Regions from separate parts of the Homo sapiens genome. Here region 2 is linked to region 1. A link is an interaction called in ENCODE POLR2A ChIA-PET data of the cell type or tissue named here. Cell type or tissue: Caco-2. All regions are shown on one strand. Links, peaks and the distances in the headings refer to the core of each region. The heading gives the core; the rest is flanking DNA.

What was found. Peaks named below come from ENCODE experiments on the same cell type or tissue, not always from the same donor. Only the 100,000 strongest peaks of a DNase experiment are listed, where the experiment ranks them.
Region 2: POLR2A ChIA-PET joins it to region 1 with 5 read pairs; 3 of 35 experiments call an interaction of 5 or more read pairs at or near these places.

Annotation. Positions count from the first base shown.
Region 1 is chr2:70,079,838-70,082,638 of GRCh38, reverse strand. It overlaps PCBP1-AS1 (PCBP1 antisense RNA 1), which reads left to right. Exons shown (of 11, transcript NR_033872.1): 4 at 1,149-1,269. It also overlaps a transcript of ASPRV1 not described here. Among named protein-coding and RNA genes, the nearest start is that of PCBP1-AS1, 5.8 kb to the left of the region's middle. In Caco-2, for the core only: no CTCF peak of the experiment used is centred there; no DNase peak of the experiment used is centred there.
Region 2 is chr2:69,732,968-69,735,768 of GRCh38, reverse strand. It overlaps a transcript of ANXA4 not described here. Among named protein-coding and RNA genes, the nearest start is that of ANXA4, 7.8 kb to the left of the region's middle. In Caco-2, for the core only: no CTCF peak of the experiment used is centred there; a DNase peak (open chromatin) is centred at 1,208.

The DNA of each region.
Region 1 (2,801 bases), core at 263-2,762:
TCCCAGGTTCAAGCGATTCTCCTGCCTCAGCCTCTTGAGTAGCTGGGATTACAGGCATGTGCCGCCACACCCGGCTGATTGTGTATTTTTAGTAGAGACGGAGTTTCTCCATGTTGGTCAGGCTGGCCTCGAACTCCTGACCTCAGGTGATCTGCCTGCCCCGGCCTCCCAAAGTTCTGGGATTATAGGTGTGAGCCACCGCACCCGGCCTAATTTTTTTGTTTTTATTTTTAGTAGAGATGAGGTCTTGCTGTGTTGCTCAGGTTGGTTTTGAATTCCTGAGCTCAAGTGATTCTTCTGCCTCAGCCTCCCAAAGTCCTGGGATTTCTGGTGTGAGTCACCATGCCTGGCCTATAGCTATTTAAAGTTGCCGTACTGGCCAAGTACTGTGGATGAGGTGGTGAGGCGGGTAGACCATCTGAGGTCAGGAGTTCGAGACCAGCCTGACCAACATGGCAAAACTGTGTCTCTACTAAAAATACACACACACACACAAATTAGCTGGGCGTGATGGTGCGTGCCTGTAATCCCAGCTACTCGGGAGGCTGAGGCATGTGAATGTGAACCTGGGAGGCAGAGGTTGCAGTGAGCTGAGATGGTGCCACTGTACTCCAGCCTGGGAGACAGAGTGAGACTCTGTCTCAAAAAATAAAAATAAAAAATTGCCCTACTAACGTAGCTTTTTTTTTTAAGTGGTTTCTTTTTCTCTCTTAAGATTTATCTTTCTATTTCTCTTTTATTTAAAGTAATAGTAGTCTGGGCACGGTGGTTCACACCTGTAATCCCAGCATTTTGGGAGGCTGAAGCAGGAGGATCACTTGAGTCCAGGTGTTGGAGACCTGTCTGGGCAACATGGTGAGACCCTGTCTCTACAAAAAAATAAAAACATTAACTGGGTGTGGTGGCGTGCACCTGTAGTCCCAGCTACTTGCAAGGCTGAGATGGGAGAATCACTTGAGCCCGGGAGTTGGAGGCTGTATTGAGCCATGATCGCGTCACTGCACTTCAGTCCGGACAACAGAGTGAGACCTTATCTAAAAAAAGAAAATAAAAAATAAAGAGTAAATTGAGAGAGCCTTTCCCCTGTTACTTTCTAGGTTACTACAGTTGGAAATATATCTGTTGAAAAATTTTTTTTTTTTTTTAAGATGGAGTCTTGCTGTGTCACCAGGATGGAGTGCAGTGGCGCAATCTCGGCTCACTGCAACCTCTGCTTCCCGGGTTCAAGTGATTCTCCTGCCTCAGCAACCCGAGTAGCTGGCACTACAGGCGTGTTCCACCATGCCTGGCTAATTTTTCAGTATTTTTAGTAGAGATGGGGTTTCACTGTGTTAGCCAGGATGGAAAATTTTTTTATTTGGAAAGGAGAGCTTTATTTCTCATAAATAAATGCCAGGCTGGGAAGTGAGCCTCCAGCCAGAAGCCAGAAACAGGCACTTCCAAGCAATGTATCTTACCCATATTGTAGATAGTAACAATTTGACCTCATATGCTGGTGACCCTGCACTGCTGTTAGGAGATCACTTCTTGGTTCTCTGAGAAATGTAAGAAATGTGTTGGGGTTGGTATAGCTGGGTGTGGTGGCTCACACCTGTAATCCCTGCACTTTGGGCGCAGAGGCAGGAGGATTGTTTGAGCCTACGAATTCAAGACAAGCCCGGGCAACATAGGGAGCCCCTGTGTCTACCAAAACAGTTAGCCCAGCTGCTGGGCAGGTTGAGGTAAGGAGTTTCAAACTAGCAGACTGCAAAGTGGAGGACAGGGAAGGGTATTCCAGGCAGAGGAAGCAAAGGCCTGAAGTCAAAGAAAGCACAGTCAATTGAGAAGTTGTAGTCATTTCAGAAAGATATGAATGAAGGATGTTTACATTATCCAGTTTTTGGTGACTATTGTTTTGCTACTTCACTAGTGTATATTATTGAGATTTGACTATACTTGCTAGAGCACAGAAAGTTAAAGGCTTTATTTTATAGCAATAATTCTCTTTTAAGGTGAAGACATCAGAAATTATACTTCCTGTCCAGAGATTCTAAGGAGAAAATGTAAATTAAACCTGACCTTTGAGTTAGCAAATGATTGATAACTCTCTGTCCTATAAAAAAAAGAAGGGGTGGCCGGGCACAGTGGCTCACGCCTGTAATCCCAGCACTTTGGGCGGCCGAGGCGGGCAGATCACCTGAGGTCAGGAGTTCGAGACCAGCCTGGCCAACGTGGTGAAACCCTGTCTCTACTAAAAATACAAAAATTAGCTGAGTGTGGTGGCACATGCCTACAATCCCAGCTACTTGGGTGGCTGAGGTAGGAGAATTGCTTGAACCTGGGAGGCGGAGGTTGCAGTGACCCAAGATGGTGCCATTGCACTTCAGCCCAGGCAACAAGAGTGAAACTGTCTCAAAAAAAAAAAAACAGAAGGGGCAGGGCACAGCCTACTCCTTTCTCTCTAACTTCTGAATCTTACCATGTTTTGCTTTGTTTTTGAGGAGGGGTATGTATGGAAATTTAGGGTCTTTGTTAAGCTGGTTAGGAGGTTTGAGTTAGAGGGGAGAGAAAGGAGTTCAAGAATGATTGCTACTTTATGCAGAACAAAAAAAATACATTTAAATAACTCATTTCTCTGATCCCACTTACTAAGCACAAGCAAGACTTAACGGATTTTGTTTCAGAGAGACAGTTACTTCAACCAGACAAAGCATTTGTTCAACATTATTCACTGTGTAATATTTGTTGTGTCCCGATTAAGAGCATTGATTTTTGCTTTTTGTATTTCTGAGACACGGATATAGCTGAATTAAATAGAACCC
Region 2 (2,801 bases), core at 10-2,509, 350 kb after region 1:
TGTGATTGTTTCACACCCCTGAATTTTGAGTGTTATTTTTTGGAGCGATAGACAAGCAGAACACTGCCAGGTAAAATTGGGTTTTAGCCTAGACTTCTGAATCTCCTCTCTAAATACTCACTGAAATGGCCCAAGACATGCAAATAGGGGATTTTTTTTTTCCCAGAGTGGCAAGTCTCCCCTCTGATACTGCAGTTGAGTCCAAAGCTCATACTGCTTACTGCACAGCAGCCAACAAGTTGAGAGACAAGGTGTTGGGGCAAGGAAGATGACTTTGTTTCAGGGAGCCAGTAAACCAAGACGATGGTGGACTAGTGTTCTAAAGCACCCTAAGTCGATAGATTTTTAGGCTCCTTTTATGTTGGGGGAAAGGGGAACAGGGAAGGAGTTAAAGTCCAGAGGTGACTGGTGACCACAGACATCTGGGCATCAGCAGGGGTCCAAGGAGGTTGCACATCTTCTTTGTTCATAGTTAACTGCTTGTCAGATCCACCCTTTTCCTATAAATCTTTAAGATAGCATTGTTACTTGTGTATATACTTCCTTACCTCCTCAGAGGTCTGTTTCAAAAGACAGATAGTCATTAGTTCTACAGTTAAAATATAAAATAAATTCTTTCCATGATTAGCTTGGCCTACAGGCAGGAATGAGCAAAAGCAGTTAGCTTGTGAGGTTAGAAGCAAGATGGAGTCAGCTATGTTAGATTTCTTTCACTGTTACAATTCCCCAGTATCAAAGGTTCATTCCATAATCTTGTGGAGTTGGGGACAACAGGATGTTGTCTCTCATTTGGCTACTTTCAGTGGAACTGGGCAGGGTTGACAAGGGGTGACTGTGGAATGACACCTAGAAGGAACAAGTGAATGGGATTGTTTGAGATGTTGCTGAATACCCACTCATCAGTGAAGTTTGCTGGAATAAAACTGTGGGTACACTATACTCAAGTTGACACTACTAGAGGGCCCCTCCTATCTCAAAAACCGGAGAAACAAAGTGCTGGGATTACAGGTTTAAGCCACTGCACCCGGCTGGAAGATGACTTTTTTGGGGGGAACAAGCAAACTGAGAAAATGGTGGCCTAGTGTCCTAAAGAATCATCTTAAGTTCATGGATTTTTTTGGCTCCTTTTATGTTAGGGGAAGGGAGAACAGAGAGGGGTTAAGGTCTAGAGGTGACTGGTGACCACAGACATCTGGGCATCAGCAGGGCTCCAAGGAGGTTGCAAAACTTCTTTGTTCATGGTCAAATGCTTGTCAGGTCCACGTTATTGCTATAAATCGTCAAGACAGCATTGTTTAAATGTTGTGTGCATACTTCCTTATCTCCTCAGGGGTCTATTTCAAAACAGAGGTAATCATTAGTTCTACAGTTAAACTATAATCTAAATTCTTTCCATGATTAGCTTAGTCTACATGCAGGAATGCACGAAGGCAGTTAGCTTGTGAGGTCAGAAGCAAGATGGAGTCAGCTATGTTCGATTTCTCTCACTGTTACAATATTGGCAATGGTAGTCTCAGGAGGATGGCCAGGCCACGTCCAGTCTGGCTGCTGGCCAGTGAGGAGGAGAGACTAGAGGCCAGATAACCTTTGGCTCCTTGGGACAGTGGGTTAGCAAAGCCTTGAGAAGAAACTTTGCCAGGGTGACTTTCCTTGCCAGATGGCTTCCTCCACCATCCTTTCAAGCTGCTGGAAGGTACCCAACCCTGCAGCCTAGGATAATGAGAGGAAGATTCTAAGAGCATCAAAATAGACAGGCAGGGAGCCAAAAAGAATTAGCTCATTGATTCAGTAAGGCCAGATTAAAAAAAAAAAATAGCTCATCCCATATTGGAACAAATGCAAAGCATGGATAGAGTTTTCAACCTTCAAGGATGAGTAAGCATAAAAAATTATATAGAACTGTAAAAAAAATTCGGGAACATAAAAAACATAACACCTAAGAGGTCAAAGAAGAAAGTATTTTTTAAGTTTTACAGTATGAAGCAAAAGTAAATTTTAAACAGCTTCTGCTTTGTCTTTCATAGATTAAAACAGGCCAAAAATGGACAAATCTGAATATTATTATTCATAAGGCAGAATTAATATTTATGAACTGGACTAGAGTTCACAGAAAACACCTTATTTTCTTTTCCTGTCTTTTCTTTTTTTTTTTTTTCTAAGACAGGGTTTCACTCTGTCACCCAGGCTGGAGTGCAGTGGTGCAATCACTGCTCACTGAAGTCTCAACTTCCTGTGCTTAAGTGATCCTCCTGGCTCAGCCTCCTGAGCTGGGCTCCTCAGCTGGGACCACAGGCATGCCCACCATGCCCACCTAATTTTTTCTATTTTTTGTAGATGGGGTCTCACTATATTGCCCAGATTGGTCTCAAACTCCTGGGCTCAGGTGATCCTCCAGCCTCAGTCTCCCAAAGTGTTGGGATTACAGGTGTGAGCCACCAGGCCCAGCCAAATTGCAGATTTTTACCAACAGTTTTCTGGTGTTAGATCTAAGATGACAGCTGTTATAGCAGATTAATAGCTTAACACCAATAATTCTTCATGTTTTATTTTCCAGTAAATCTTAAGACTAATTCAGATGTTAATTTTCATTAAGTAAATAAACATTTTGCCTCAATATCCCTAAAGATGAAAATTTACTCTATCTACAAGAACAAGCGTTTTTAATAATGCTTCATTTTACTATTAAAGGCTATTTTTTTCAGTTGTCTACTAAACATTTACAAAAACTGACAACATATTTATTTGCAAAGAAAACCTCACTAAATTCCAAAATAAAAATAGGAGTTTGAATCTCAACTTTA